Regions from separate parts of the Mus musculus genome. Here region 1 is linked to region 2. A link is a loop called in an ENCODE intact Hi-C map of the cell type or tissue named here. Cell type or tissue: left cerebral cortex. All regions are shown on one strand.

Region 1 (5,000 bases), 60 kb after region 2:
AATACACACTCATCATTTCATCTCCTGTGTCTGTCTACTTGTCTGTCTTTGTGTATCTGTCTGTCTGTTTACCTGGTTGTTTGTGAGTCTGTGTATATGTCTGTTCCTCTGTGTGAGTATGTCTGTCTGTATGTATCAGTGTTTGTGTCTCTGTCTGTGTCTGTTTGTCGGTGTTTCTTTCTCTCTATGCATGCGTGTGTATGTGTGGGTGTGTGTATGTGTCTGTATGTGTGTCTCTCTGTGTCTATTTGAGTTTCTGTTTGTATATCTGTGTGTCTCTCTCTGTCTCTGCCTCTCTGTTTCTCTCTCTCTCTCTCTCTCTCTCTCTCTCTCTCTCTCTCTCTCTCTCTCTCTCTGTGTGTGTGTGTGTGTGTGTGTATGTGTGTGTGTGTGTGTGTGTGTGTGTGTGTGTGTGTGTGTGTGTGTGTGGCTGAGAACTGAACTCTGGGCTGAACAAGTTGGTAAGCACTCTACCACCAATCAGCACTCTCAGCTCTCCTGGTTGCTTTTCTATTTCCTAATTCAGACAGACATTTTATTTTATATCCTCAAGTATGAACAAAATAACTACTTTCCTGGCCCAGCTCAGCATTTGTCTCTTTTCTCTTGAGTACCAATCACAGTTTCAATTTTCCTCAATGTCATGTTTATTAATTTAGAATCCTATCTGGGTGGAGTGAATAAAGTTCTATGTAAACTGGACTCTATTCGCTCCTCGGGAGTATTTCTTATAAAGCAGGCAATGGACTTGGATGAGCTCAAACCCCAGTCTCTCTGTCAGGTGACGAGGGTTGAGGGCACATGGAAGAGACAGGAGCTGAAATTTCCTCTCAGTACAATGATGCTTAGTAAGGCTTCTTGGTGTTGACCTTTTGGACAAGTCATTCAATGTCAGGGTCAAGTACAGGCAGAAGACAAACAATAAGTTTGGGAGATCCCCTCTGAATCCTGAGTTTTTCCTGTATCCTGCTTTTCTTTCAGACGTCTATACACCAATTATTCCTCTTGGAGTTTCTTCTTATCTTTTTCTTTCATTTATTAAATAGCAATTCAGCTTTCATCATAATGAATACACTGCCTGACGCAGCTTGCACCTCTTGGTCCCCATCAGAGTTTCAGAGAGGCTGCTGGGTGTCAATGAATTAATCCTGAGAGGAAGTATACAAGTCACGAGACACGCGATTCTGCTTCCCAGGTGTTCATTTCCCTCCAGTTTTGCCTGGTTTGGAATTACTCTTCATTGCCTTCACACAGGTGATCTTTTACCTATTCCATTGTCTATAGATACTATCAGCACGAGGGCTCATTTGGTAGGAGTTATTCCAGTATCAGCAGCCATGGTCCCCATGACTGTCCTACAGTGACTGTGAACTCCACTCCCATGGTGACCACACTCAGAGACAATGAGTGACAGGAATAGTCTGTGACCCACATTTGCATATGGGTACATGTGTACGCACAATAGACTGCAAAGGCAGTTGACTTACCAGCCTTAGTGGAGTATGCTTACACCTGGGGCCTAAAGAGTTAAAGAATGCGTGCCTAGCCCTGAGGGGCAGGATTACACTGAAAAGGAGGTACAGCAGAAGGTGAAGGAGTCTCTGTGTGACTCCTGAGGACTGAAGAGAAACTTAGGGCATAAGAAAAGCACAGTATCGCTTGCATGCTAGTTTGTATGCGGCTACACACCGAGATACAGTTTACACAGACTCAAGACAAATAGTAGTCAGAGGTTATTTGCCATGGTTACATGCTTGGGTTTTCCCTGGACTGTTAGAAACCTATAGAGAAGTCAAATAAAATTCTTTTATGGGCCTGAGATAGGGTCAGTTTATTAAAATGAAGCCTAGGAAGTCAAACTTCTATTTCTAGACCATTCTAAGTGGGCAAATGCTAGCAGGTGACTCTGGCTGATCAAGTCCTGGACTTTCCTTACAAACAAGAAACCAAGGCCCAGAGTGGTAACTGTCTCCTCTGACTGTTACTACTACTGGGTCTCAGAGACAGGACTGAACCCCAGGCCAGGCCACCGCGCGTGCTCCCTTGAACCCCATTCATTCGCTGAGATTTTTTGAAATCAAAGCTTTCAAGAAGAGGGGGGGTGCTTTTCCTCCCCCCGTAGAACTGCATAAGAAACCAAGATTCTTATTTACAAAACACAAGTGCTCACCCGCTCATTCCAACTCATTTAGCAGCGTGCCAGCTGGTGTCTGCAAAAAGCTGTGCTACCACCTCACTGGTCCATTAGCTATTTCAGTAAATGCATCGTTATTTGTCATCCTTTATAAAAATAGACTCTGAATCTCAGTTACTGCAAATCTCTGTTCATCATTTAGGTCTCCAGATCCACCTGGATAATGTTGGTATCACGGTCACCTTCCAAACAAAGATCTGGTGAGGCAAATATTATTCCTATTGCTAAGACACTAGCAATTTTCGTATTTCTAGAGAAAAATCTACTGGTGCTGATGTAAATTTTTAAGTTAAACTGGATTCGCTAGACTCCCTGGAGAAGGTTTTCCATTTCTTATACTTACAAGTCATGGGGGTTCCGAAATATTTAAATCACATTAGCATATGTACTCTGGCTGCTTAGAAGTTGGCGGAGCTCAAGGATCATGCCTGGAGCACTAGTACCTCTCCAGTGCTGAACAGGATCAACAACACTGCAGCACTGAAAATGTAAGTGTTCAGTGAATAATGAACACCATTCTTTCAGGTGACTCATAATAACAAAGAAAATACGGTGTTAGATTCCCCAGTGTTTGAAGCAACACTGTTGGTCCAGGACACACAGCCACATGAGGGTTCCAGGCCAAATCTATCACCATGCTTCTCTCCCAACTACTACTACTAGCCACTACTTTGAGAGGGAAAATTCATGAAATGATAATTACCAGTAGGAGAATATATCTGACAAAAAAAGATGTAGATCATGAAATCAACAATTGACTATGTGTCTCTCTTCCCCTCCCTTCCTCCTTTCCTCCCTCCCTCCCTCCCACCTCTGTTCCTCATCATGAGCAAACATACTGGAGAGTTTTTGGTACCATCTTCAAGGATGTAAGTTTTAAGAGCACTTATCACATAATTCCACTTGCCACAGAAACCACAATGTTGCAGACTTATTGGGAGAAGAAGTAAGTCTGCTTTATAAGCTAGAGCAATGCCATCTTTATGTTCTGGGCTTTGTCATGGTATTTATTACATGGTGAATACTTGCTCATTAAGTATTAAGCAAAATAATATAGTTAACGAGCATCTCAATAGGTATGCTGTACTTGGAGAAAATCTGTTTATTTACTTATTTATTCTTCTGTCATACAACACATCCTGTTCACAGTTTCTCCTGCCTCTATTACTCCCAGTTCCCCTTGTCACTTTGAGCAAATCTTAACTTTGTTTCTTACACCACAATCGGTGTTATCGAATCTCACCTACTGTGCCCATCTACAGAAAATTTAACATAAAAGATACTGAAGATTATTTTCTGCATAAACTTAAAGTTATAATTTTATACACAAACAGAATAGCTTCCCATTTGTTCAAGGATAGGTTTCGCTCTCAGTTTTAATGTTTCTATAGCTCTTATTTTGTCACAAAGCATGCCACTGACAGCCACAATGACTTAAGAGTCAAACATGACAGTTATATCCTCCCATAACCTTAGGAAAATATTGTACTGCATTTCTGCAAAATACCATCCTAGATCTTAACCTTAAAACAAACAATGGGGGCCTCCAGGCGGTACCAGTGAACATCTTGGAGCTCTGAATAAGGAAGAATAACTGTTCAGCAGCTTTATGTCATATTTACAACTTCCCCCATGTGGCCCCAGCCGGCCCCTAAAGGGAGTCACATGGCTGGGGACACATCTGTGTGATTTTTTTGCTGCTTTTTGCGTTTTCTTAGTCAACATCTCACAAAAATAAGATGCTCTCCAGATCAGTTCAGGGCTGTTTATGATGCAACATCTGTATCAAAAACTAGGAATCTCGTAGTTCCCAGTTCCTGTTTAATTAGTTTGTGGATACTTGGCTGGCAGCAGATGTGCCAAACTGAAGCCATTTTAAAATTCACGCTCGTCTTTTTCTGGGACTTAAGTCAGCGAAGATGAAGAGTTACCCACACTTTTTTTTTTAGACGGCAATACGTTTATTAGCATCATTAGGAAAAATAATGGACAAACCCTGCCCCAGATAAGAAAAGCATTGGCCCACGGTGTGTAAATAGGCCACTGTGACTGTTCATCAAGCAGATTTCTTGCTGGATTTGAGGCTGAACAGAAATCTTAAGTTATTACTCATGCTCCTCATTAAATCTTTTCTTCCTGTAGGTTTAGAGAACCCAACTCTTTGGCTCATTTTCATGAAGATGGCATGGGGCACACAAAGTGCACATGAAGGAGCACTTCTTCTTCCTCCTCTGTACCACACCTCAGTACCCTGCAGACCCTCAGTGGAGTTATAGATCCATCCGATTTGGGTCTCCTGGCCTTTGGAATCTCCTGACCCCAATCAAGCGAACTCGCTGCTGGGTAGTCCTAATGTATAGATGACACGGATCAGTTTGTGACTAAGGGCATGACCATAGTGGGCAGAAAGGGTCCATCTTTGCCTGACAAACAGCTTGGCAAGGTTCTCCACAGTTTCCTAGCCTGATTTCATCTAGATGGCCTGCCCATCTTCACTCCTAGTGATGCTCTGCTCGCCCCATCTCCCTGCCCCTTCACTTGTGTTCATCTCTGCTCTAAATGACCTCATCGCCAACTTCTATATTCCTGGTGCTCACCTCAGATGGCAAGTAATCATTTTCTCTTTTTAAAATTCCAAAACCATTCTGATTAAGGTCTTTTAAACTCTTGTTTCCTTTATCTTGCATTCTATTTCAATAATGGTGTCAGGTTTTGTTTTGTTTTTCCTTTCTACACTTTAAATCTTTTCAGATTAAAGAATGAGTCATAAACAATCTAGTATTCCCTTATAACATTAGGCACAATT
Region 2 (5,000 bases):
ACCTTTTCTCTTCCATAACCCAATGGTCTGTGTTCAGTTGTGCTATCTTTGACAAGCAGAATTACTCCTCTGCCTTCTCTAACCCCACCCGTGGCCAGGAACATCCTCCCTCTGGGGGCACCTGCTTGAGCTCAGCTGAGTTCAGTTCAATCCTGACCCCGCTCAGTCCACTCAGACAGTGCTTCACAGTGCAAAGGGTGCTCACGTTCACTGTGGCATCTCCACTACTACCCTTGGGTGGGGGGGGTTGCCTGTGCTCTGATTCCCTTATGAAAGAATGACTCTGCCTACAGGGTCTGTGGCCGCATCAGTGCCAAGAACAGTCAACACTCTTTGGAGCGTCAATGTTTAAAGCTCTCAAAAGGGTGTGTGCGGCACTCCTGACACTCTGAAATCCATACTTGCATCAAACCCCTTCTCGGTCCATTCTCCCAAATGTCTTCCGTAATGATTTCTGCTGAGACAAACCTTCGCCCCCTCTGCGCGTGTACTTGGCCTAACTGTCAATGGATGTCCCACTCAGCTTCCATCTCTGTGAATTCTATCTAGTCCTCTTAGGGGCAGCATATATACTTCAAGTTCTGTGTCCATTGTAACAGGTTAGTACCGGCTTCCTGGTGAGCTCTGAAAAGATTCTGACCCTCCCTTGAGACAGTAAGTTGGCATTTTCTGAAGGCAAGTTGTTTCATAGTGAGGGGAGGGGACCAAGTTCCATGCAATTGGTAACTGTGCCCCTGTCTCAATGTGTTGGAATCAATACCTCAAAAGTCAGGGTTAGGACTTTTGTATGTGTGGCCAGACTAGAGACATGAGCGAATGTCTGGATTTAAGGTTGTAGGCAGCAAGCTCAGTGGACCAGTGGTAAAGAAAAGGGAGAGGCCCAGGAAATGAAGGCTGCATTAGTACTGCTGGACATCAATTCCTGCCCATGGCTCTATGGCTTCAGGAACTACACTAAGAACATCTCTGCTAGATGATACTTCCATCTTCACAGGGCAGGAAGGCTGTATCTTAGACCATGTACAACAAGAACGCAAGGGGAGTCCAGCCTCTCCTGTAGCTCACCAAGGCGAGAGGTGCTGCGACAGAGCGAGCCCCCAGGTCTTCCATGTGATTGCCACTTCCCCCTCAGCGTCACTGCCTCTTGTTCTCCCCTAAACTCCATTCTTCCTCCCAACTGCTGACAGCCCAAGAGCCAGAAAATGAACCTCCTACAGATGGCCTAGCCCAAACTGCCTGAGATCTGAGCCCTGTAACAAACACTTTACATCAAGTACAATGGCTTCCTTCCCCTTTCAGTCAAAGGCTGACCAGCATGAAACTTGAAGTATCAAAAGAAAGCTCTCTAAAAAGGATGAAGGAGTTTTTGTTAGATGTCATCTTCAAAACCCCTTATGAATATCATTTTGCAGATGGGAAAACAATGGTTCAAAGACATTAAATTCATAGAACTAATAAACAGAAGAGTCTAGATCTGGATTTACTTCTCATTTCAAAGTCAGTGACTTTGATATCCAAGGCTTTAAAAAATGAGAGGGAATGGAGGGGAAGGCACCCTACTTAAAATAACAACAGCAAAACCTACAAACCAAAAAACAACAGCAATAAACATATACATATATATCTTTATACATATAAACACACTCACGTACACACATAATGTAATTGGTCAAATGGTGGGAATAAGTTGACTGTGAGTGCTCACCCTTAAATGAGACATCTATGTCAATGCAACCCTCTTCCCACAAAGCTCCAAGAACCTCAAGGAAGGCTAGGCTGAAGGAATGGCAGAGCAGGAAGGTGGTGGAAGGGGGAGCTGTGAGATGCTGTTGCTTAGGCCTGGCAGAGCTGTTATACTCATGAACCATAAACCTGCAGCAGCTTTGCTTGCCTATTCAAGATGTGTGCAATACCAAACCTGCAAAAAATTCCATCATGAATGAGGGAGAGGCTCATGAGTCCTTATCTTTAGTCAGGAGCCTTTGGCAGTTGACAGCTGTTGAGGAAGTGTCAGTTTTCTTTGGGGAGGTGACCACTGTTAAGTTGCCCACACTCCTGTGGATAGCTGCCTCCACATCACACCCATTTGTATATGAGCTGCGCTAATCATACTCAGTGGGTTTGCAAAATGCAGAAACAAAAATCAAAGGGGGCATAAAATTAGGGAAGCATGGAGGAGCTGGAGGGGAGGGAATGGGGAGTGGATATGACCGACATTCATTGTGAATATGTATGAGACTTTCAAGTAATGAATTAAAAGTATATAGAAATACATTGATTTGAGATGGTTATGTGAGGGAAATAAAACTGAGTGTCTGATTGTGGTGAGGGTTTCAGGTCTAGAGCAACTGTCAGTTCTCGAGCACATCCCAAGCACTGAGTGTAAGGACTCAGGTAACAGACCCGTTTCCCCACAAGAATTGGGAAGCCGTGCAAGGAAAGCATGGGTCTTGCTTGTTCACTCTTGCATCCAATCTTAGGCTTCCACAATGAAAATCGCTCCTCTCTATTAATAAAAATGGGTCACATCTACAAAATCTCACTACCACCAGGCTTTTCCATAACCCAGATCAGAGCGTAGTGTAGGCTGCTCTTCCACAGTTGAGACACTCAGCACCACAGAGAGCATCCAAATGCCTTCTGAATGCAACCCATTGCCTGCAGGCATAGACTACAGGGTACCAAACAGCTAATTAAACAAAGTACACACACACTTTCTAAAACAGTCCTTTCCCTGTTTGAACAGTGAATATGCAGAGCTTTGAAGACTGAAACAGCAAGGAAATGGCTTACCATCTTCAAAAGCTGTTTCCAAACAAACAGAGCCCAAAGAAGGAGTACGTTCCCAGCAATTAAAAGACAATTTGAGCCATGTTGGATGCCTGGCCCACGCAGGGGCTGGGAAGTAAGTTGTCATCAGTGAAAATTCAGAAGCGACAGAGCAGTTTAACCTACATGCTTGCACCCTAGAGGATAGTGTAGATATTCCACAGGGCAAAGGTCGCTAATAAGCTTTGCTGATTTGAAGACATCCACCTCAGCTGAGCCTTGATTCAGTTGTAAAGGTGAACCTTCATCACTCTTTTATTATTCTTGGCAACTTACATGAAAAGCAGAGACTTGAACCCCTTTGCTTTAGTTTGGGGGATCTGATTGCATCCAAGGCAGACACAGATAGGCTGTCTTGATCTACCCATTTGAACTGTACTGAAACGATTTTTACCCACCTGTTAAATAACAAATGTGGGAAATGCTTTCTCTCCTGATGTTGAAGTGATCTAAATGGAACTGGCTAGGACATGGGATGTCCCACTGTATAGGCGGCTATGACTAAGTCGGCCATCTTGTTCCTTATCTTCTCCTTCTGCTCCACGGCATCTACCACAAAGTCAGCACACATGTCATGTCCATTTTCCTTCTGCTCTGTGGTATCCATGAGCAAGTCAGCATGTGTGTCCTTTCTCTTCTCCTGCTACTCTATGGGTTCTATAATAGCCAGCATGCATGGCCCTTCTCCCTCTCTTTGCTATTGCCCTTCAAAGCAGTTCATTTCTTCCCAGCAACTCCTGTGATTTCCTCAAAATGTATCAATAGTAGTGACACACCCACAGCTGTCAATAAACAGTGACGCATGCCTTTAGCTTTATTGCCTGAGATCCCAGTAACGAGTCCTAACAAACCTTCATCCATGATTGCTTCAGAGCTGTTCATGTCCAAAGGCTTTGAGCATCACTGGAAGAGACTTGCAAAATATGGGCAAAAAAAAAAACATGGCCCAATAAGAGTCAGAGGTAAAAAGACAAGAGCAAAACTCCCTAATTGCCAATGATTCTTTACAGTCACTCTGACTTGACAGCATACCATGCTGTCACCTCTGTCTCTTGCCCTCTGTCACTCATGCAGACTGGCTAGCCATCCAATTATCTTTGCTGTTCTTATAGTTCATTTTCTGAGCCTTTCCTGATCTCTGGTTCTAAAAGTGTCCCAAGTAGCCAGCCAGTTGGTTCTATGTCAAGTCCCAGATATGTGCTGGCTCCCTAAGCAAATGATCTCCTAATAGAACTACTCCGAATTTAAAAGTCTTCAACAACAAAAATCACCTTTAAAGGTGGTGCTGCAGCTTTGGGGATTTATAGAAATTCTTCTGAGACTGTGGACCTTAGATCACCAAGCCCAAGCCCACCTGGCTCTATATTCCTGGAGGCTTCCTGCCGACAAGTGACAGTTGATGCCCCACTGTGACTTTCCTTATGGACATTTGACAGGAGCCTCCTAATTAAAAAATAAACTATCCCAAAAGCTTCACCTATTTATAGTTTCACACTCCATTGCCTCAGATGGAAAGAAGCAGGATTCACAGGCTGAACAGGGGACCTACTGCTTTTAGAAACCAAACATCCTGTGTCAAGACTAGAAGATGAAGGTCTCAACAATCCTGAGCAACCCTAGGCCTCAGACATGGGGGAGAGGAGGAAATGACAAGACATCTACTCATCATTTTTAGAGAAAGAAATTGATACATCTGTTGCCATTCTATACTTACCATTTAATTATGATGTGTCTTTGTTCCCTAATCTACAAAACAGAGGTGAAATTACAACTGTTCAGAGCTCATATTAGAATTAAATGAATTAATATAAATAATGTGATGCAGGAGAAACAAGCAGCTCAATTAATGTAAATTATAATAAATTGTTGCATTTTGTTTAAATTAATTATTTTTTCTTAGTTTACAGAAAACTAGGCTTCATTATAGCATTTTTGAAACAATTTTTTTTCTCCACATACTTTCTTCTCATCCTTTTCCATCTCTTGTGCTCTCCCACCCTCAACCTTTCTACATTAATGTATTATGAGACCCTTTGCCTTCCCTGCATTTCTGGGCACTCTTGTTCCTTTCCCATAAGAGTTCAGAGTCTACAGCCATCCTATAATCCCTCATTTACACACATACAAACAGACTGTGGCTGATTTTACTCATGATGAGCTTATGCTCTGAA

What was found. Peaks named below come from ENCODE experiments on the same cell type or tissue, not always from the same donor. Only the 100,000 strongest peaks of a DNase experiment are listed, where the experiment ranks them.
Region 1: it touches region 2 in a loop (5-fold over the local background); 1 of 42 quality-filtered maps calls a loop at or near these places.

The regions. Positions count from the first base shown.
Region 1 is chr8:23,939,653-23,944,652 of GRCm38, reverse strand. The region is part of intron 5 of Zmat4 (zinc finger, matrin type 4); the gene reads right to left. Among named protein-coding and RNA genes, the nearest start is that of Gm51564, 100 kb to the left of the region's middle. In left cerebral cortex, no CTCF peak of the experiment used is centred here; a DNase peak (open chromatin) is centred at 2,211.
Region 2 is chr8:23,999,557-24,004,556 of GRCm38, reverse strand. The region is part of intron 5 of Zmat4 (zinc finger, matrin type 4); the gene reads right to left. Among named protein-coding and RNA genes, the nearest start is that of Gm51564, 43 kb to the left of the region's middle. In left cerebral cortex, no CTCF peak of the experiment used is centred here; DNase peaks (open chromatin) are centred at 1,959 and 2,701.